2 separate regions of the Homo sapiens genome follow, and region 2 is linked to region 1. Evidence: chromatin loops called from intact Hi-C (ENCODE). Cell type or tissue: endothelial cell of umbilical vein. All regions are shown on one strand. Each heading gives the region's core, and the rest is flanking DNA. Links, peaks and the distances in the headings are about the cores only.

What was found. A loop is a pair of places that touch in the nucleus more often than their neighbours do. Peaks named below come from ENCODE experiments on the same cell type or tissue, not always from the same donor. Only the 100,000 strongest peaks of a DNase experiment are listed, where the experiment ranks them.
Region 2: it touches region 1 in a loop (3-fold over the local background); 6 of 110 quality-filtered maps call a loop at or near these places.

The regions. Positions count from the first base shown.
Region 1 is chr12:75,699,893-75,711,146 of GRCh38, reverse strand. All of the region lies in intron 1 of LOC105369844 (a long non-coding RNA gene), which reads left to right. Among named protein-coding and RNA genes, the nearest start is that of KRR1, 190 kb to the right of the region's middle. In endothelial cell of umbilical vein, for the core only: no CTCF peak of the experiment used is centred there; DNase peaks (open chromatin) are centred at 4,126, 4,976 and 6,736; H3K27ac peaks cover 2,405 bases.
Region 2 is chr12:75,630,286-75,641,539 of GRCh38, reverse strand. LOC105369844 (a long non-coding RNA gene) reads left to right here. Exons shown (of 16, transcript XR_007063375.1): 9 at 10,226-10,373. Among named protein-coding and RNA genes, the nearest start is that of KRR1, 120 kb to the right of the region's middle. RefSeq lists a silencer at 5,497-5,791 and an enhancer at 8,615-9,198. In endothelial cell of umbilical vein, for the core only: no CTCF peak of the experiment used is centred there; DNase peaks (open chromatin) are centred at 5,659, 6,859 and 8,879; H3K27ac peaks cover 698 bases.

The DNA of each region.
Region 1 (11,254 bases), core at 1,935-9,934:
TATTGGCCCATCAGAGATTCTTAGTGCCTTCTTTCTTAGTGCCTTCTTCCCTTTGTGTAGGCAAGAGCTATTCTTGTGGATATACAGGAAATCAATGACTCTTTTCAGCATTAGTAGTTATCATTGCTTGGGCAGCAACTCAAGGTAGAAAAATATAGCTAGAACAACCATGCCACAGTGGAAGATGGGCCAAAGACAGGAAGTTAGGATGTGCGGTCCAATCAGTATTGGGAATGCTTAACTAGACAACCAAGCTCCTTGGAGATCAACTGTTGGCTATAAATGTACATGTGCAAATATAATATATGTGTTAAGCAGGAAAGGCAGGAAGTAAGGGCTGTATGTTTTAGGCTATAGAACCTAAGAGCTTCAACAGTAATTTCCAGTGCAGGTAACTAATAGTTGTTATTTTTTTTTTTTAGTTTAAAGACACTGGCCTCATATAACCTGAGTGTGAAAAAGAACCCAGAACTCTTCTTGTACCCATTGTCAGAAAATCTTAGAAGGCCAGTCGTCTCTTTCAGAGATTTTCAGCCCTCTTCTAGGGCAAAAGACTGAGTCAGTATAATTACAATCACCTGGAAATAAACTGCAAACAGAGCTGCTTTTGTTCCCCAACTGAAATCTTGCAAAAGAGATGCATTACTTTGCTAGCTCCACTTCCTAACAGGAAAACAGTTTTGTATATTTGCTGCATTGTTTTGTTGTAATTTTCTGAAAAATATCAATTCTGATTTTTATTAACATATGAAAATAAAAGCTAATGCCCTGCTGTACCCTCCATTCTATGAAGACATTGTTCTCTTGACCTCTTTTCATTAATGGGAAAACTAAAAAGAAAACAGACATTTCCAATTTAATAGACATTCTACTAGATCTAAAGACTTGGCTCCTTTTTCTTTTTTCAAAAGTCCTTCTCTGAAGTAACCTGTCACTTAAAAAAATTCAAAATCTTATGCAATTTGTTCTGAACTCAATATTTTTGAAGTAAATACTAATCATTTTTTTTTTTTTTAGTGCTGCTGTATATTATGGTTGGGTGGCCTACATCTTCTGTTGTGTATCTCAAGCTGGATCAAGTTCACTTTGCAGGGAACTCTGTGCACCTACAGGAATAGAATGGGCACAAAGAGGATTAGAATCCCTGCAGGGGCAGCACAGAGAATTATGTTTTCTTCATGAGCTCTGATGTTTTATTAACCATTCTAGCAACTTTGCATCTGATAGAATCCACAGATGAAGTTCATGTTGTTTGTTACTCTGCCAATATAAAAGGCTCTCTTTTGAATGGAATATGAAGCTAGTGGCTCTCACCCACCAGCCATAGGGCATAAGCTTGGACCTTGTTTTTCTGGCAGCAATAACAAGTGTGCTGACTTGTGCTGTCTTAGTGGGTCCTGCCTGTGACCAACAGGGTGAGTTTCTGAGTTGGCTGTGTAGGGGGAACTCTGCATTTTGGCGCTAGAACAGAGAAAAGTCGGGCAGTCTGGAGTCCTGACCCTGACCTCATTAGCACTGTGCTCCTGTCCATTGAAATAACTGTGCAGTGATTTCAACTTTAATTTGGTCCTAATTCTGGGATGATTCCAACTCAGCTACTCAAGGCTGTAGAAAAACAAAATAATGAATGTTCTGAAATCTGCTATTTTCTTTAACACATCAAGCTCATCCTTGTCCAGCATAAAGACACAGACCCAGAATTTCCTCCTGACTTTCCTCTATCTTCCCTCTTTGCCCCTGCCTTTAAAAAGATGCATAATAATTTTGCTATAGATGAAAAAACATGGTACTCCAAAGTCAAAAAGGCTCAGGTTTGAATTTCAGCTTTGCCATATATTGGCCATATAATTTCAGGTAAAAATTTCAATCACTTAGAGCCGCTGTTTACACATTTGTAAAAATGGAACAAAAGCTGTGGCATGGAGAAGAGATAGAAGCAGAAGAAATGAGTTTAAATCTTAGTTCCTTAACCTCTTGGAGCCTAAAAACGTTAGTTAGTACCCACTCCATATGGTGATAATGATGATTAAGCACCATCTCTGCATTGTGAATTTATAAGGGTTAATGGAGTAAATGTGTATAAGTTTCTAGTATTATGTATAGTGTTCAGCAAGGACTACACAGATATCAATTTCCTTGTTTATTCTGGGCAGTTTTATAGAGGTCAAAAATCCCTTTGTTTTTCAGGAGTCAAGGACTTCTCATATTGTCAATAAGCTTTTTGAGCTGGAAGGCCAGAGTAGGTCATGACACATTTACTTGCATTGCTCAGTGGAAGAGGATTCTACAGGGTGCTTATAAAATCTCCAAGCTTAGGAAAATGCACATAAGTAGTTTCTGGATATTCTCTTTTAATACAGTGTTCACTGTGTTAGCCTCATCCACAATATGTAGTTCCATGTGCTGTGCAAAACTACAATAAAAATGTGGCCGGGCGCAGTGGCTCACACCTGTAATCCCAGCACTTTGGGAGGCTGAGGCGGGCAGACCACCTGAGGTCAGGAGTTTGAGACATGCCTGGCCAACATGGTGAAACCTTATCTCTACTAAAAATACGAAAATTAGCTGGGCATGGTGGTGGGCACCTGTAATTCCAGCTACTCGGGAGGCTGAGGCAGGAGAATCGCTTGGATGCAGGAGAATTGCTTGAACCCGGGAGGCAGAGGTTGCAGTGAGCCGAGATTGTACCATTCCACTCCAGCCTGGGTGACAAGAGTGAAACTCCATCTCAAAAAAAAAAAAAAAAGGTGCACCCTAGATATCCAACCCTGCCACTGCGGTGCAATGAGGTAGTGCACCAGCCTTAAATCATCACTCTGGACCGCCTCTCCTAGTCCATCAACTAACGACATGATTTAGTCACTTGAAAATGGCAAACATGTGCCTATGTTTCCAAATTTTAAGGCCACCCTGTGGTTAAGTTCTAACATTTGAATAAGATAAAGGGCCTCCAGGGAGAAGTTTATTCTGCTTTCCAAATTGCAAAAGTCACATGATTATAAGAACAGTCTGCTTTCCTAGAGGTTTGTGGGAGCAGAGTCTATTCATGACCTTGTTTTCAGATACAGCCACTAAAAGGACTCCCTGCTAAAAAATATTTTTCCCAATATATCCAATTTATACATAATTAGTCATTTTCTTTTTGTTTTTCCTTAAGCTGATGAATTACTTAGAGTTCTTATAAATTCACTTCAATATTTAGAGGTTACATAGAAGAAGAAGAATGAAGAGACAATAAGAAAGGGTAGGGAAGTAGAAGAACCAAGAGAGTGTGATATTCCAGAACCAAATGAAGAACAAGTTTCAGGAAGGAGACCATGATCAGCTATGCCAGATACTATTGATAGGTCAAGTAAATGAAGGTTGAGAACTGAGTGTGCATTTGGTAACATGACTATCAGAGCCCATGATGAGGCAGTTATTAGTGTGGGGACCAAGAGAAACACTGGAGTGAATTGAAGAGAGAAAACAATATTGATCATAGACAACTGTTTTAGCCGGGCGTGGTGGCTCACCCCTGTAATCCCAGCATTTTGGGAAAGTGAGGTGGGTGGATCATCTACAGTCAAGAGTTCAAGACCAGCCTAGCCAACATGGTGAAACCCCATCTCTACTAAAAACACAAAAATTTGCCGGGCATGGTGGTGGGCACCTGTAATCCCAGCTACTCAGGAGGCTGAGGCAGGAGAATCATTTGAACCCAGGAGACGGAGGTTGCAGTGAGCCGAGATCGTGCCATTGCACTCCAGCCTGGGCAACAGAGTGAGACTCTGACTCAAAAAAACAAAACTGTTTTGAGTTTTGCTGTTCTTTTATTTATGTTGTCACACTCAGTGTAAGGTAGTTTATGAAAATCATTATATCTATAGACATTCTGTTTGTGAAAATAGAACTCACTTTATCTCTGACCTCTATTTTCCGTGATTTTTACATAACAAAGTACATAGTTCCTCAGGCCAACATATGGAAACCTAGAACAAATGGCTTCCAAGGCCCCTCCCAGTTGAATAATTCTGGTGAATTCCCTTTCCATGAACTTCCTGCCAGATGTTCCTCATGACTGATCTTATTTCCTTTATGCTTATGAAAGTGAGGCATAGCTTTTTTACAAAATTACTTAAGTGTATGTTATCAGAATGCAGCAGAGCAAAGCAAAGACCACGTAACTTGACACAGCCATGGCTAGAAGAGAAACCTTATCTGCGACAGATATTTTTAGTTGCCACTATTTTCTATCACACTAAGCCCCATTATTTTAGGCTATATGGAAATGGGTAAACTGAGGGGCTGTACCTCATAACAGCCTCATTTTTCACGTGAGAAACCTACTTTAGAGAAAGCTCTTAAGATGTGTCTTTATATACTTAGCCAGCAGATGACCACTTTTATTTTTTCCCTGCTAAGAAAATTCTTTTTTCAATTCCCTGGAAAATACTGTTGAGGCTGTCATGCTGTTGGGGGAAGAAAACATATTTCCTCATTTATATTGTGCCTGCTTATCTATATTTCTGCAAACATTTCAATCTTCCTCCCCACTGCATTTTTTACATCAGCCTTTCTAAATACAGTTCATGGTGTTCTGTTTTATGTCACTGTAACCCTGACTGCTATGTGGAAGCAGGTCCTGCAGTGCAGGAAGCCTGCTTATAATTGACAGATAAATCTGTTTTCTAGAAACTCTGCATTCCGCAGCAGCCCCAGCATATATGATTCTTAAATAATCGCTTTGCTTATTCCCCAAACAGAAGGCAGTCAAATCAACCAGTTTATTCTTCCAGAATTGCAAGAGGACTGCCATTCATTTTCCAACTTTTCCTTTTTTTTTTTAAGCTGCGGTTGTAAAAACTTGGTGTGCTTTGGGATGTGTCATCTCTTATTTCTTAAGGGTCAACTGTGTTAAGAGAGAGAAGGTCAACCTAAACAGTTCTTGGATTTCATTTCGGGAAATTCCAGGCCCCAGCTCAGCTCGTTCTGTGCATGTCCACCTACCGAGGCTCGGCCCTCTGTTGTTGCAGCTGTTGCTGAGTACAGAGCTCATTTATCCCCAATCAGCTGGAGCTTCCTGTAAGTGTTGGATGCTTTTCCCTATTGCTACTCAATTGGGATTTTTTTTACAAGATTTATCAAAACAGTTCCAGCTACATGGTGCTTTGGAATACATACCTCCAAAGTCCAATGACTTTTCAAAACACAGATACTATGCTAGTGGCAAACTATTAGAGATGTCAACTGCCTCACTTGGTTCAACCTCTACCATGTTGTAGGTGCCTCCATGCAGAATGGGGAAATGGAATGAGGAGTTTGAAGGAACACATGGAAAGTCTCTAAATTGTACCTCTCACCCCAACCACGCCATATTGGAATATACAAGACTGAAGAATTCAGAGTCACAGCCTTGACTCCAACTCCCTTGTTCTAAGATAAGAAGAATCTTAGTGATTTACCCAAGGTCATATGGCTGATTATGGCATTAGCCTCTTGTAATCCTTTTGATACATACGATCTTGAAAAAAAATCCAAAATCATAGACAAGGGGTTCATTTTTATAAAAAAATATTTATTCTTGTTATTATTTATCCTAGGGGTCTTGGAACATTGTGTTTGATGGCAATAGTTTTAATATGGCCGATTCTTTCTAACCTTGTCAGAAGTCTGTATTTTGATAAGATAGAAATATAGATTTATACCATATCTGTATAAACAGTCATCCGCATACATGTGTGTTCTGCTTCTATCAATAGCTCTTTTGTCTCAGGGATAGGAAATAAATGTGTCTGAATTTATATTAAAAAAACACCATCAAAGTAGTAAAATACACTAATCCACTGTGTATTACATAAGGCATTTAAATTCCGATAATTCATGTCTGATGCAAGCAGTAAGAATATGAAATAGTACACATTTATCTCTTTTCTTCATGAAAACTGGGGCAAAAATAATAATATTCTAAAATAAAGGAGAATACCATTTAAAAATTCAAGCCTCACCTCTCACTCTACTCCCGTTGCCTGAAAACATGCAGAGCTCCCTTTGATAGTTTGATTTTGAATCTATTGACTTAAAAATATCTCCACTAGTTTTTCAGGCCAGTCATTCTTCATTCTAACAAAAGTAGACTTCATTTTTGTTTTCATTATCTTTTAGAGACATTGGATTGCTGAACAGTTTTGGGCCAAAATCCGTCGGCTGCATTTCTTTTAGCTTGCTGGCTAAGACTGTCCATAAGGAAGGATACTCACGCTTTGCTGACATTTCCTCCCTAGGTCTCTACATTGCGTCAATTGACTCGCCAGTGGTTAATAATGTGCACTCTGGAGTCAGATTACGTGGGTTGGAATCAGGCTCTACATCTTGCTAGCCTGGCAAATTTGAACTAATTATTCAAACTATCTGAGTCTCATTTCCCACCCCTATCCACCATAGGATTTTTGGGAAGGTCATATGAGATAATTCATGGCACAAATTAAAAACTCTATAAATAGTAAAATTTATTTACTATTATTACATATGAAATTACATATGAAATTAAGTATTTTTAACCTTGAGAGAGACGGAGAGAGTCAGATTACATAGATTTTCCAAAAAGTGCACCTGAATGGAACTTTGAACCTCCAGGCCAGCCTGCACAGGTGTTCAGAGCTATTCTGTGGACCTGTCAGTCATAGAGTTGTTGTTTTCTCTTGTTCTCTTGTCTTTCAAAGGACTAAGAGGAAGGCCTATTGTTATTCACGGAAGGATATTTATTGGCCAGAGTATATCTGACCATAGCCTCTTATGGAACAAAAAAAATCATTGTTTATTCATATTCTAACTTCCCCTCCAGGAAGTACAACAATGCAATAGACAACAACCTTTTTGTAAGGTGAGTTCAAGCTAGATAAACAGATAAACAGACAGAACTGTGCCGGCTTTTTTTCTTCCTTTCCACCATTCTTATGAATGTGTAATAAGATTGTTGGATCTGGAGTCCTGTTTCCCAGTGTAAATGCTCTCTGTATATTTGTAAAATTCACTCATGTCCCTTCTCAGTAAACCACTCACGATTACCCAGAAAAGTCTTCTGAGTGTTTTTCATTTTATATTAGTTTTCTAGAACTTCATATAAATTAAATAATGCAAGCAAACTATCGCAAGGACAAAAAACCAAACACTGCATGTTCTCACTCATAGGTGGGAATTGAACAGTGAGAACACTTGGACACAGGAAGGGGAACATCACACACCGGGGCCTGTTGTGGGGTCGGGGGAGTGGGGAGGGATAGCATTAGGAGATATACCTACTGCTAAATGATGAGTTAATGGGTGCAGCACACCAAAGTGGCACATGTATGCATATGTAACAAACCTGCACGTTGTGAACATGTACCCTAGAACTTAAAGTATAATAAAACAAACAAATAAATAAATAACTAAATTAATTAAATCATGCAGTAGATTTTTTTTACGTCTAGCCTTCTTCAGACTGTTGGGGGAATTTTGTGTCATGACTTATGCAGAGATACCAAATTTGTAAATTACTAGTATATCTTTCCTTCTTCCTCAAATGTCATTGCTAGATAGAACTACTACTGTTGAAAGACTGAAATATGTGCAAATGAGTACTCAGGATACATTCTCCAGTAGACAAAATGATTGATTACATTTTAGTTAGCTTTAGTTGAAGTGTATCTATAGTATGTTTTTAGGTAAAGTAGAGGTTAATAGACTTCTATGAAATAATTTAGGACTGTAATAGTAAGAGGCAGTGGCCTGTGTCTATAATATAGGGAATAGGGAGTGTCAGCTAATCCAGCATGCCTGGGAAGTGGTTAGAAAGGTCCTGTGCACAGTGGCACCCCTGCATATCAATTGAGTTGTGGAGTTGTTCTTTCTTACTGAGGGTTAGTTGATCTTGAGTTTGTTTTGAGTTTTTTCTCAAATGTGTAACATCAGGTATATTAGTATTTTAATTATACACTTTTAAAATTATATAAACTGGTGAACATAAGAGCAAAAAGAAAGTGGCTTATTGATTTTATATCAACTAAATTTAATGTTATGGACAGGCACAGTCAATTTAGTTGGCAAAACCTGTCCAATTAGTTATGAAAAAAGGCATGTTAAAGAGAAAAGCTGTATGGAAAAAGTTGTAACAGTCTAGAGTTTTGCACAATGATGGCTTTATATGTGTCTTTAAGTTTTCTTTCTACTTTAAAGGGAAAATGACTAGAAATGCATGGGGCGGTTTATGCAACAAAGATAAAATGAAACCCGAAGACTTACGATCAAAGAAAAGACCGTGGTTGGTGAATGAAAACGTTGGTGAATCTATGTTCATCTATATATGAGTTATTTTTAAACATTTTACTGCACAAAAATTTAAGCATACCTGAAGTAAAGGGGATGTAATAAATCTCCATACACCCATCACCCAGCTTCAATGATTTATCAACTTTCTGCCTTTTCTGTATTGTTTTCTATACATCTATCCCCACTCCCCTACTCAATTAATCTCACAACTTTTTTACAGTTTCTTCCTCCCTTCCTCCCCTCCCCTCCCCTCCATTCCCCTCCCCTCCCCTGCCCTCCCTCCCTTCCTCCCTCCCTTCCTTCCTTTCTCTTTTTTTTTTTTTTTTAGGTAAAGTTTATGTGCTTTGAAAGGTATGAGTCTTAGCTGTACAATTTTGACAAATGGATATACCTATGTAATGCACAACCTTATCACGACACTATAGAACATTTTCATCTTCCCATAAAATTCCCTCCTGCTTCTTCCCAGATAATCCCCCACCCCAGCTCCCCAGATGGGACCACTTTTCTGATTTTTCTTTTTCATTTTAAATTAGTTTTCTAGGACTTCATATAAATGAAGTCACATAATGGGTACCCTTGTGTCTGGCCTTTTTGCACAGCTTATTGTCTGTGAGATTCATCTAGTGTCATGCTAGAGCCAGCTCAGACTAGGTTGAGAGAGCCAACTGTGTGCATGTATTACCAAATTTGCGTGCAGTGACTTCAGTTTGGTAGCTTGAAATTGGCCATGGTGGGACTATTTACCTCATGGAAATTGGCAAATGCTACAAATCAGGGTTTCCCTACCCTAAAGAGCCAGTTGTCGGCACATCACTGTATTCATTCATGTGGTTGGGTGAATCAGTAGTGTAATCCTCTATATTACTGAGTAGCATTTCTTTGTATAGGTACACTACAAATTGTTCATTGATATATCATGTGGATTGTGTTGATGTACATTTGTGTTGTTTCCAGTTTGGGGCTATTATGAATAAAGTAATTATGAACATTCTTGTACTAGTGGACATATATTTTCATGTTGTTGCATGTAACATGTTAATTTTAATTGGTTTATGCTACTCTGTTGTATGAATAGTCTCAATTTATTTTATTTGTTCTAATATTTATAAAAATGTTGAAGTTCTCAACCTTGGGCAATTATGAATGGTGTTACTATGATCATTGTTGTATATGAATCATATGAATCTCAATGCATATTTACATACTTCTCTGCATCTATGAGTGAACTTGTTGGATCATAAGGAGATATATCTTTATCTTTAGTAGATAACACCAGAATATCTTCCAAACGTACTTATTTATACTCCCACTCAGAATGCATGAGTATTCTCATTTTACCATATCCTTCTTTACTTCACTTCTTAATTTGAGCCATTGCATGTGTGTACAGTTGTTGATCAACAAAAGGGAATAGCAGAAAGCGAATAACTGAGAAAACAGTACACAGATGGGCAGTTTTCCACAGGCCCATTACATCCTAGGGAAGCACATAGAAACAGGAAACAGGAAGGGCCAGACATCAAGCTCTGGAATGGTTACCTTGACACTTGAAACTTTTAAGCTACATGATTGGTGTTTTAGTTATCTATTCCTGCCCTAATAAATTACCCCAAAACTCAGTGACCTAAGTAAACAACCATTTTAAGCTTTCTTATGATTCTTAAGGCTGACTAGACTCAGTTGGATGGTTATTCTACCAGTCTCACTATTGTAATTTTAGATTAGACTTTTTTCCTTTGTAATTTTGTCAGTTATGCTTTATTTATTTTGAGGCAATGTCATTAGGTGCATAACAGTTTAGAATTGTTAAACATTCTTGGTCAGTTGTAGTTTTGAAACTGTTATTACTATGAAATGTGTCTTTTTATCTTTTATAATGCATTTTGCCTTAAAAGTCTATTTAATTAGTTTCCTAAATTTGTTTCCTTTGGTTGATGTTCTTTGGTTAATATTTTTTCATTCTTTTGTTTTATTTTTTCTTGCCCCCTCCCCATTCTTTTATTTATTTATTTCTATACTTTTGTTAAGATAACCTCATATATATAGAATATAGTTGCATTTTTTTAAGTCCACTGTAACAATCCATCTTTTAATTTGAACTTTAGTATTTATATTTAATATAATTCAGATCTGCTTGGATTTAAATCTACCATCTTATTATGGGCTTTTAGTTGTCCTGACTATTGTTTATTTCTTGTCCTCTCCTTTTGGATTAATACTTTTTATTTTTTCATTTTCCTCATCCATTAGTTTAGTATTTATATACTCTTACAGTGTCAACCTAGGGATTAGATATGTATCCTTGACATATCAAAGTCTAATACTAATTGTTACTTTTAACCTATCCCAGAAAATTTAATAATCTTAGAGCATTTTAACACCACTTACCACACCCCAAACTTAAATGCTACTTTTGTTATTACTTTATATGATTAATATTTGAATGCATTTACTCACAAATTCACTACTTTATTTGCTATTTCTTCTTATTCCTCTCCTCCTCCTTCCCCTCCTCCTACTCCTCCTCCTCTTCTTCTTCGTCTTCCTCATCTTCATCTTTTGCCTTTCATCTGGTTTCCTTTCCTTCCACATAAAAATGCCTTTGGATACTTCCTTTCCAGCAGTATTAACCTACTGATAATTAATTCTCTCACTCACTATTTATCCCCAAACGTTTTTATTTTACTTTATTAGAATTATAAATCGGCACTTATTTTCTACATTAGTCTGATCAGGCTGCCGTAACAAAATTCCACAGACTGAGTGACTTAAACAATAGAAAATTATTTTCTCATTGTTCTGAAACCTGAGAAGTCCAAGATCAAGTTGCTGGCCAATTCAGTTTCTGCTGAGAGCTCCCTTCCTGGCTTACAGATAGCTGCCTTCTCACTGTGACCTCACATGGCAGAGAGAGAGAGCTCCCGTATCTTTTCCTTTTCCTTTTCTTACAAGGGCACCAGCC
Region 2 (11,254 bases), core at 2,091-10,090, 70 kb after region 1:
AAAGTAAACTATTTAGGGCCCTTAATTACATCTACAAAATCCCTGTTGCCATATAACTAATCTTGGGTATAACATCAGGGAGTGGAGATAGTGGAAGATCTTAGAATTTTGCCTACCAAATTTTCCACATGCCTTCAACACCCTCTATTCATTTGATACTTCTCCACATTGTGAGCTCCATTTTCCAAGGGTAATTTGAAAAGAAAAAAAAAAAATCTGCATTCTCAGACTCCCTTGTGGCTAAGCTGCAGATGTGTAACTATGGTTTTGTAAGTTAGAGGCGGAAGTGAGACTTAACCGTGGAGGTGAACTGTAGCAAGAAACAAACTGGGGATGATTCATTCCTTTTGCTAATGTGGGGGTGGTGGTGGCCATGGTAACTTCCTGCTCAGGCCAGTTCTTTGGTGTGGTTCTGAGGAATGGTTCCGGAGGGGCTAATCTTGAGACTATTCCTCAGCCCACCCAACAGTTCTCTGAGCTGTCTAATATCTTTCAATAAATTCATTTTTCTACCTACGCTAGCCACAGTAGCACCACAGTAGATTGTGGTGCTTACAAAATAGCCCCAACAGGCACAATTCCTAATCTTCCTTGTATATACTTTATGACTCTGGAGGAAATAATGTCTTTCTAATAAGATGAAATTCAATTAAAGCATTTTCCCTGCTTAGAGAAAATGGCTGTGGTTTATTAAAGAAGCATTTGATGTCTATTCCTTCTCAACTATTATCTTATTTGCATTTTCTGGAACATGATTAGTTATAATGTACTATAAGTTTTCATAAAACCAACATGAAAATAATTATGCCTGAATTATATGCATTCCATAAATATCATCTAGCTATCTCCTCATTTCATATTACCTCCTTCCTTTCCCTCAATTGCCACAACACTGTTAAGAGATATAAATAAATCATTAATACTTGATTTTCGGATATATGCTCTTGCTTTTGAGCTTGAGATATTAAAAAATCTCAGTTGACTATAGTTTACCTTGAAATGTTCCTCCCATGAAGGCATTTGACTTTTTTGGTTATTGTTGACTGATAACAACAAGCTAGTTCATGCTGAATAATTGTGTGAAACTCTTTTCTACACAATTTTCAAAATTCTAAACAAGTTGCATTTTTACTACGCTTGTAATTTTTTTCTTTAGGTTTATGTTGTATGACTAATTGCATTCTAAATTCCAGGAGAAAAGGTGTGAATACCTGCAGAGTATTTTGTAAATAAACATTGATTAGGCAAAAAATGCCATGTTTTCTTTCATATGATTTCAAACTGATGGTATTTTTCTGTTTTTATTTTATATATACCATAGTAACATTTTTAATCAGTACCATATGCCCAAACTTCCTTTTTATGGAAAATAACCTATTCCTAACGATAAGTAATCCTGTCTTTAAACACACACGTACACACACACACACACACACACACACGATACACTCATTATTAAATATTTTGTACCGGAAATAGTCTGTGATTCAGTGCTTAAATTGTTTAATAAATGATAAAATATTTTGCAGATTGGCCTCAGTGTAAGGTGAATAGTGATTTTTCAATGATCTTTTGTTCAGCTCCAGTGTTTCCTTCATACCACCAAACTCACACTCTGCTTATACCTAGATTTGCATCCTGCTGCTCCTGCTAACTCGCTGAGTGGCAGTGTGGCCTAGTGGATACTCTTTTGGCTTTTTGTTTTCTCATCTCTAAAATTAGGAAGCAGATTCTATGATTCTAAAATTTATCTACAAGTGGCCATTATTTATGTAAAGTAGTGTTAGTAGCTTTATTAAGGACATCATTTTTATCATGATATCATTTATCATTATTTTTTCAAATGTAGTTCCTGCTGAGAGTCTCTACTACTCTACTGTGTTTTCTCCTGTCTTATTTTATACTCAGGAAACATTTTGGCTAGTGTATATGTGCGCATGTGTGTGCATGTGTGTACTTTTAGTGCTTTCCCTGTGGAGCTGTGTAAGAGACATCATCAAGGGGATCTTATGGTTAATGACAGTTGTTTAATGCAATTACTGTATTTTACAAGTGATCAATTTCATTTAACAAAGTGCTAGTGAACTCACAGAGTTTGCACCATTTTTTAACCAGCTCCAGTCACTAGCCAATTCATAAAAATAAGAATGTACCTCTGGAATGGAGAGAGAAATTTATTTTACCTAAATGTTCAATCGGATGAAAATTTCCTGTTCCCAAAAAACATTTTTTTGGATACTTTAACGATTGCCAAATATTCTTTTAAATTTTCAATTCCAAATTGTTAGTGGGACATTCCATTGACAGGGCTCAGTGTCAGTGGGTCCTGAACTAGAACAAAGAAGTATTCATAAGCTTGGTATTTCCTGGACCTTTAAAAATCCAGGTATAAGGTAGTATCAATTAGGATTTGTTGGTTGTAAGAAGCAGAAATTAACTTTTTACTAAATAAATTGAACTTATTAGAAAGATCAAATAGCTCAGAGAAGTAAAAGAAAAGCTTTACGAGCCAGCCTGGGCTGGGTGTGGTGGCTCACGCCTGTAATCCCAGCACTTTGTGAGGTCAAGGCGGGCCGATTGCTTGAGGTCAGGAGTTTGAGACCAGTCTGGCCAGCATAGCGAAACCCTATCTCTAATAAAAATACAAAAGTTAACCGAGTGTGATGGTGTGTGCCTGTAATCCCAGCTACTCTAGAGGCTGAGGCAGGAGAATCGCCTGAACCAGGGGGGCAGAGGTTGCCATGTGTCAAGATCGCACCACTTCACTCTAGCCTGGGTGGCAGAGTGAGACTCCATGTCAGGAAAAAAATAAATAAATAAACAGAGCCAGACTGAAGAAACAGCAGGAACCCGAACAGCCAAACAGCTCGGGGCATCTAGATGCAGGGATACCAATTATCTTAAATGTTAAAGATGCACTGGGGATGAATTGGCTTCAGACATTCCAGTTGTGCAAACAGGTGTTCAATCGGCACCCATTCCAATTCCTTCTTTCTTCTTTCACTATTGGAAGTCAGGAAATGAAAATACTTAATTTCCTAGTCTCCCAGTTAGGGTTGTCTATGGGACACAGTTATAGCCTTCAGCAGAATTTCCCGACCCTATGCTTTCTAACTTCTTTTTATCTGGAAGGTAAAAGTGATGCCTGGAGCTGCAATGGCCAACCTATGACCATGAGAACTGCAACCACATTGTAAAGATAGTGGTGCAGGAAAATAGAAGGGGCTTTCCTGTCTGATAACATCAGTGAGCTGGTATACCTGTCCTGGCCTACTATCCCCAAAATTATTATTTTGGACCTAAAATGCCTTACTCAATTAAGCTGCCAAGTTGTGGTGGTTTTTTGTTTCTGTAATTAAACACAATTTTAACTGACAGTCTTTCAAGGTTTATTTTCTGATTGAATGAATTTAGGTTATAACTGCAACCCTTGGCCAAGGGAGTCCTGGATGCTATTGTTTAACAGTCTCACTGTGGCAGAAACAGCTAGATGGTCTTCTTATCCATTTCCTGTCTTTCTGAGCATGGTCAGAACACATTTCTAATCTCTTTTCTCATTAGGTATAGTCATGGGACTGACATCCAGTCATTAGAATATGAGCAGAAATGATATATGCCAGTTCCTGATGTGCCCTATAGAAATCTTCCCTACATGTTCAAGCTCCTTTCTGTCTCCAGATGAATAAATCGAAGACGATTCCCAGATGACATTGGCAATTGTGTTTTGCGATGGAGAAGTTTCAAGATGGAAGGAACCAGGGTCTTTGAGTCCTCTGAACTACTCAAAGGAGGATAGCCATACTAGAAATACTCATTGGACCTTTATGTGAGCAAGAAATCATTAAAAAAATTTTTTTTGAGGCAACTGAAATTTTGGCACTAGATATTAAGCCTTACCTTAACTAATACACCCACTAAGATTGTGTGAAGTTGGGGGAGAAGGAGCTCCTCTGGGAATATGAAGATGTCATTGCCATAAGAAAGAAAATAAGTGATAGGCAGGCAAGAATAACAGCCATTCACCACAGCAGCCCCTGTAATGATCCACTGGACACCTTATTTGCATATCAATTTATGAGCCATTAATGGGGGCCCTGGTAGTCTGAGTAATGGCCTCCCAAAGACATCCATGTCCTAATCCCAGAAGCCTATAAATATATTACCTTATATGACAAAGGGGAATTAAGGCAGCAAATAGAATTAAGGTTGCTAATCAGATGATCTTAAATTAAGGAGATTGTTCTGGACTATCCAGGTGATATGTAATTATAAGGGACCTTAAAAATGGAAGAGAGAGGCAAATGAGGAGATCAGAGTGATTCCAAGTGGGAAGGACTTCCCTCGCCTATTCTAGTTTTGAAAATAGAAAGAAGGCAGCTTCAAGCCAAGGAATATGCATGATCTCTAGAAGTTGGAAAAGGCAAGGAAATAGATCCTACCTAGACCCTACAGAAAGGAATACAACAATGCAGTCCTGCTGGTGCCTTGATTTTAGCTGATGCCTTGATTTTAGCCAATATCTTGATTTTAACCTGATGAGACCTGCCAGACTTCTGGTTTGCAGAACATTAGATGATAAATTTATATTGTTCTAAGCCATTATGTTTGTGACAATTTGTTACAGCAGTAATAGGAAACAAATACAGGGACGTAGGCATTTTACTTTAGTTAATTGGAATACGCCAATAAAGACATCTCCCCTTAAGAGGAGAGAGTCAAGAAAACAAACAATTTCAAAGTGCACTTAATTGAAGGGTGGAAGTGTGTGGGTGTGGCGGGGGGTGCAGGGAATGTTGGAAGTAAGAAAAGCAGGGAGAGCAAAAAGATTTCCAGGAGGAAGAGTAGTCTAGATAAAAGCCTGGAAGTAAAAGAGAACTTTAAAAATTTATGTAAGTCATTCTAATTAACAAGAAGACAGAATTTGAGAACGATGATGCTTGAGAGTTGAACAAGGCTAAGATCACGAAGGGTCTGGTAAATCCACCAGGAGCTTAGACTTTCTACAGATGACAATGGGGAGACCTTAAAGGGTTAGGAAATGAACAGACATGGCTAGATCCATTCTAGATGGAGTCTGATTTCAATGTGAATGATGTATTAAGAGGGGATGGATCTGGAAGCAGAAAGGCCAATCAGGAGTTTGCCACAGAACCTTGGGCAAGTGATGGTAGGAATCTGGCATAGCACAATGATAGTAAGAGTGAAAAGTAGATGGATTTCAGAAATATAGAGTAGAGCCTATAGACTAGATAGATGCCTTTGGCTTGGGCAACAGTGTGAAAGGTGATGTGATTCATCCAGCTAGAAATACAGGATGAGAAGGAGGTAGGTGTAAGGAGAAAGAGTGGGGAAATAATGTGTTTATGGTTTTACTTTATCATCACAATCATCATCATCATTGTAACAATACTTACAACAGTACGATATCAGCTGAAATTATACTGTCATGTATGTATCTGTTTATGTGGTCACTGTCAGCAAACTTCACAAGGGCAAAGGACATCATCTTATTCACTAGAACCTGGGAACGCTGCACACAAGTTCCTTCACCCAATAACATTAGAGGTTCTATTTTGTACCCAAGTAAAACTGAGACCTCTCTGAGAATTGCCTGGTGGTTAGCTGGGGCAGGGAGAGAAGGCTTACTCACACTCAGCAGGAAGAAGGTCATTCTGTGGTCATAACTCAGTAAACTTCAAAGTGCTGTTTGAAAAGGTTGCTGATGGAATACGTTTTAAAAGGATTACTGTATGTATGCAGTAAAACATGAAGGGGATGTTTTGTTGATTTCAACTTTTTTCTCAAACCGCTGAAAAGCAGCATTGTCTCATATGGTGGGGGGGCTGAATTTTCTCATCAATCTCTAGTGCCTAGAACAATACCTGGAACGTGGTTGGTGCTCAAGCGATATTTATTTATTTTTGTGTGAGCCAGGCACTGTTCTAAGGACATAAATTCTTACAGCACTATTTTGAGGTTTTAATTATTCCGACTTTAAGAATGAGAAAACAGGCTGAGAAATCCCACAATTCAAACTCAAATCTGGCTACAAAGCCCATTATTTTAATCATTCTATTACTCAATTTGTGGGACGTGTGGAACATCCAAGTGCTAATATCTGGTAGATAGTTGAAAATATGGGTCTGAGTTCAAGATAAAAATCTAGCCTATAGATACACTTTTCAAAACCATTGGCATTTAAATGTCATATGACAGTAAGTGGGTAAAATAATGTTACCAAGGCAGTGACTTTCAAACGTATTGACTACAGTCAGCAGTAGATTTTTTTTTTTTACAGAGACCTACAGAGACCTACTACACACACAGACACACACAGACATGCACACACACAGATCTCCTTTTACAATTCCTACCCCATTAAATGTGATAAATTCTGTTGCTTTCTATTCCATTTTCTTCTATGCAATTCTATTTCATTTAAAAATGCTACTTGCAACCCATGAGATTGGTGACATCAGCCATCAGTAGGTTGTCCTCTGCAGTTTGAAAAGCACTGCCTTTAGTAATTTGTGATAAAGAAGCCACGAACTGGCAACCCACTGACCATTTCTGTCATGGAGATGTATTCTCTTTAGCATGCTATTTCTGGCATGTAGATATGTTATCCTCGAGCAAATTTTTAAACATCAGAGATTTCAAATGAAAGCCTGAATTTCAGATTGTCTTGAGAAATGGAAAAAAATTTGCTAATGGTTATGTTGCCTATTGGCTGACATTGGCTGAAGCTGAGAAACAGCTGCTTCCTGTTTTCCATAGACACATCCACTCCTTCTTATCTCCCTGACATTGAATACCAGCTGCCATTTAAAATTATGCTTGTATTTGTTTTCTGTTGTGGTGGTTGTTGTTTTTCTAAGAGAAAAGGTATTTCTTTACTTTATCAAAGATGGAAAAAGTAAAGAGTAAGAGAGTCACATAATTTTTCCTTCCTACCACCTGCTTCATTTATTCATGTCATCTACAGATCTGTGTTATCACTTGGGTTTGTGAGCCACAGTCTAGAGTGTTAAAAGAGAGGCTGCTAATACCCACAAGAAAAGGGAGAAAAAAGAGCCCTAGAAAAATACTAAAAAGGAATTACCAGAGGGTTTAGGAGAAAATCCATAAGAATAGGACACCAGGGGTTAAGAGCATCCAGTTTAGGCTTTATGGTATTTTAATGTCAAAGGCATTTGTTGATCTACTTGGCAAAAACTGTCAAAGAAGATTCTCTTCTCTTTAGACAATTCAACTCAGTATCTTACCCCGAAAGTCAGGAAGATACAAAAATAAAGGATTTTAGCAATGGGGACCTGTATTAACATGCTAGGGTTTAATAAAAAATATTATCATGTCACACTAATAAAAATATTATCATCTTACACTTTATGTTAGAGGATGAAGATGTGGAATGCAGTTTGCCAGACATTATTTTGGTGATGGTTTTTGGATTGAGTGAGAAAATGGTTCTTGCACATGCACTGCTCTTTGAAATAGGGTTCATGAGACAGAGGTGGTAGTGGAAGCCCTTGTCTCAGTGTGGATTGGGACTGAGCACTTTAGCATAACTTTAGCCATCCATTTGAGTGTCTCAAATTACCCTACCGATGGATCCAGGAGCCTGGTACTATTACTGAGGTCAGAATTGTGACATGATAATATTTTTATTAAGCCTTAAGTCTGTGCTAGCATTGGCTACCATCATGGCATATCATCGAAGTGGGTATATGCCTTGGTCGGTTTGGGATACTGTAACAAAATACTATCAACTAGGTGGCTTACAGAAAGTAGAACTTTATTTCTTACAGTTCTGGAGGTTGGGAAGCCCAAGATGAACGTGAAGGCATGGGCAGATTTGGTGTCTGGTGAGGACCCACTTCTGGTTTATAGATGACACCTTCTCACTGTGTCCTCACATGGTGGAAAGTACCAGGAGTCTCTCTTGGGCCATTTTTTTTTTTTTTTTGAGATAGTGTCTTGCTCTTGTCGCCCAGGCTGGAGTGCAATGGCATGATCTTGGCTCACTGCATCCTCCACCCCCAGGCTCAAGTGATTCCCCTGCCTCAGCCTCCTGAGTAGCTGGGATTACAGACACCCACCATCATGCCCAGCTAATTTTTGTATTTTTAGTAGAGATGGGGTTTCACCATGTTGGCCAGGCTGGTCTTGAACCCCTGACCTCAGGTGATCCACCTTGGACCTTTTTTATAAGGGCACTAATTTGGTCCATGAGGGTTCCATTCTCATGATCTAATCACTTCACAGAGGTTCTACCTCTTAATCTCATCGCTTGTGGATTAGAATTTAAACATAAAAATTTGGGGGGGGGGGGCGGATCACAAACACTCAGATCATAATAGCATATAAAATGAGTTGAAGTCCTAGGAAAAAGGCTTTGAGAGAAGGAGTTAGTTTGCATAGGGAAATCATTTACAATCAGTATTAACTGAGGGTACTCCTTATAGTGGCTGGAATAATATATCATTTGAATAAATTGGTGGTCTTCAATTTTGATTGCACCACCAAAGAATCAAAAGTTACTCAAGAATTAACAACTGAATATCGCATTAGACAATTTGAAGGAGGGAAACAAAATAAGCTCTGCTATAATTTTCAAAAAATGACGAAACTTTTTACACAAATTAAAAATAATTTCAAAAAGGATTTTCACCTTAGCATTAGTCTTTTTTGTTTAATAATAAAGGAAGGAGAAGAAACAAAAAGAAAAGATAGACTATTTTTGCCTAAATGTCATTCTTAGAAGCAGAGAAGTATTTACTTTTCTTTTGTTCCTTCAAATCCTAAGAGGGCAGTACAAGCTGGAGCTTCTCTTCCTTTTCATTTGCCAGGAAACAGCACACAAAGGCAAGGCTTCTCTTAGCAGGGCAGAGACATTTGTTTTCTTTTTTTCTATTCCCTGTTGAGCTGAGCCTTTAAACAGAAATCTATCCGCTGTGCTTCTATTGTGTTGTGAGCACCATGACTTATGTTTATTCTTTATAGATCACGTTTTCCATGTTTTACCATGTTAGCGAGTTAAAATGAGTACATATTTTGAGGTATTCACAAGTGGACAATTTATAATTCTTTGGTTATGACTAAAGGTTGAGTTGCTAAAATATCATAAAGGGATATTTGCCTAGAATTAATATATGTAAAATACTCTGTGTTAAGTAGCCAGCCATAGCACATAAACTAATGAAATCTCCAGGAACTGAGATTTTACAATAATTAAGATAATGCTTATAGGTAATATACATTATAATGAGAATTTTATTTTTCTATGGAAGATTGGTAAAAATAGCCAACATGACGTATAGGGCAAAAATGACTTCTTAGTATTTGTCGGTCTAAACAGGGTCACTTTCCTACCTCAAAGTCATCTATCAAATAAATCCTTCTTCCCCCATGGAGGGAAATCAACTAGTTTAGCTGAAGTCTCTCCAATGTGAAGCAGCCAGCCAAGAGAAAAGGAGAGGATCCAGAAGCTGAGAGATGCTTTACTTAGTCAAGTTGGCAGGAGAAGACACAATGAGAGAATGATGAGCTATGCATATTTAGAGAATTGGACAAGAGATAAATAAATAGTAGCAGCTGTGGTCTGGACGTGTCCCCTCCAAAATTCGGGTGTTGAAACATAATGGCCAATATAATGGCGTTAAGGGGCCTTTAAGAGGTGATTAGGCCAATGAGGGTTCCCTCTCTGGTGAATGGGATTAAGGCCCTTATAAAAGAGGCATAATTAATGCTTTGGCTCCCTCACCCTTCTGCCTTTTACCATGTGAGGACAACACATTCCTCCCCTTGAAGGATGCAGCACCAGGTGCCATCTTGGAAACAGAGAGTAGCACTCACCAGATGACCAAACCTGTCAACACCTTGATCTTGGACTTCCTAGCCTCCTGCACTGTGAAAATAAATGCCCGTTTTTCACAAATCAGCCAATCTCAAGTATTTTTGTTATGGCAGCATAAAACTAAGAGAGTAGCTCTTGTGATTAGAGTGGATGTGGCTTTCATTTCAATTAGAATGGATGTGGCTTTTCAATTGCAATAGGGTCTTACTACTTACGTAACAATACTATTGATATTTTACATGTATTCTGCATACTTTCATTTGAGACCTACTCATGTATTATTCTATATGATCCTCAGAAAAACTTGGTGAGGAAGTAATAGAAGGCTCTATTAATAATAATAACTTTGTTATTATTCTCATTTTACAGGTAAAGAAACCAAGGCTTAGAGACCTGCTCACAGTCGTTTCGTGAGGGAATGCAACATCTGGGTCTAGGGTCCAAATCTATCTCTGCTGTGAAGAGGAACTCATACAGGAGATCTACATGATTACCAATTCTTGGCCTTGCAGTGGAGGTAAGTCTTTTTATCAGCCTTTCAAAGCTGCCTATAGATACCTAGGCATCTATAGGATTTTATAGAGATCATTAGGATTTTATAGAGCTCTTCATATTTTATGGGGCTAATTTTAGCCAATCTTGAGATTGTGGTCATGTTTCTGTAACTATTGATTAACTCAGCAAATATCATAGAGGAAATTATAAGATATTTAATATATGATTGTTGAATAAATGAAAAGATCTGTGATGAGCATAGCAAGATCAATGTATTTCTAGGTCATAGCTAATGATAAAATATATAAAGCAATTATTTGCTTTTCACATTTTATGATTTTATAGTGACAAAACCTATTTTTTATCTCAAAAGCCTCAAAGGCCAGAAGCTTTTTTTTTTTTTTTTTTTTTTTAATAATTTAACCTCAAGTAGGGTTGTGGACATGTGGCCAAGATTGTTGCTGCAGGGAAACTTAAGCATAGAGAAAAGGAAATAAAGAAGCAAGGACAGTGACAGTTCAGTCTGGTGAGAGTGTCAGCATCCAGCAGCAGCTATGGCAGTGGCAAGAGTAGTAGGGTGTCCGGTGGCCACGACTAGCAGGGCTAAAAGCAGCTTTGTTCTAGCCAGACTTTTCCTTTGTGTCATTTCAGTTGTGGTTTTGGCCTTCTAAGGGCTTTGTTCCTCCCCATTTTCCAAGGCTCTTTTTCTAGTTATTCTGGCTATTCTGTGAGCCACTTGATATCTTTCTGTTTTAGTTAGGATTCTCCAGAGAAACAACCAATAGGACATGCATATATAAAGAGATTTAGTATTTAGTATAGGGCATTGGCTCACGTGACTATGGAGTCTGGAAAGTCTCAAGATCTGCAGGGCAAGTGGACAAGCTGGAGACCTGGGAGATC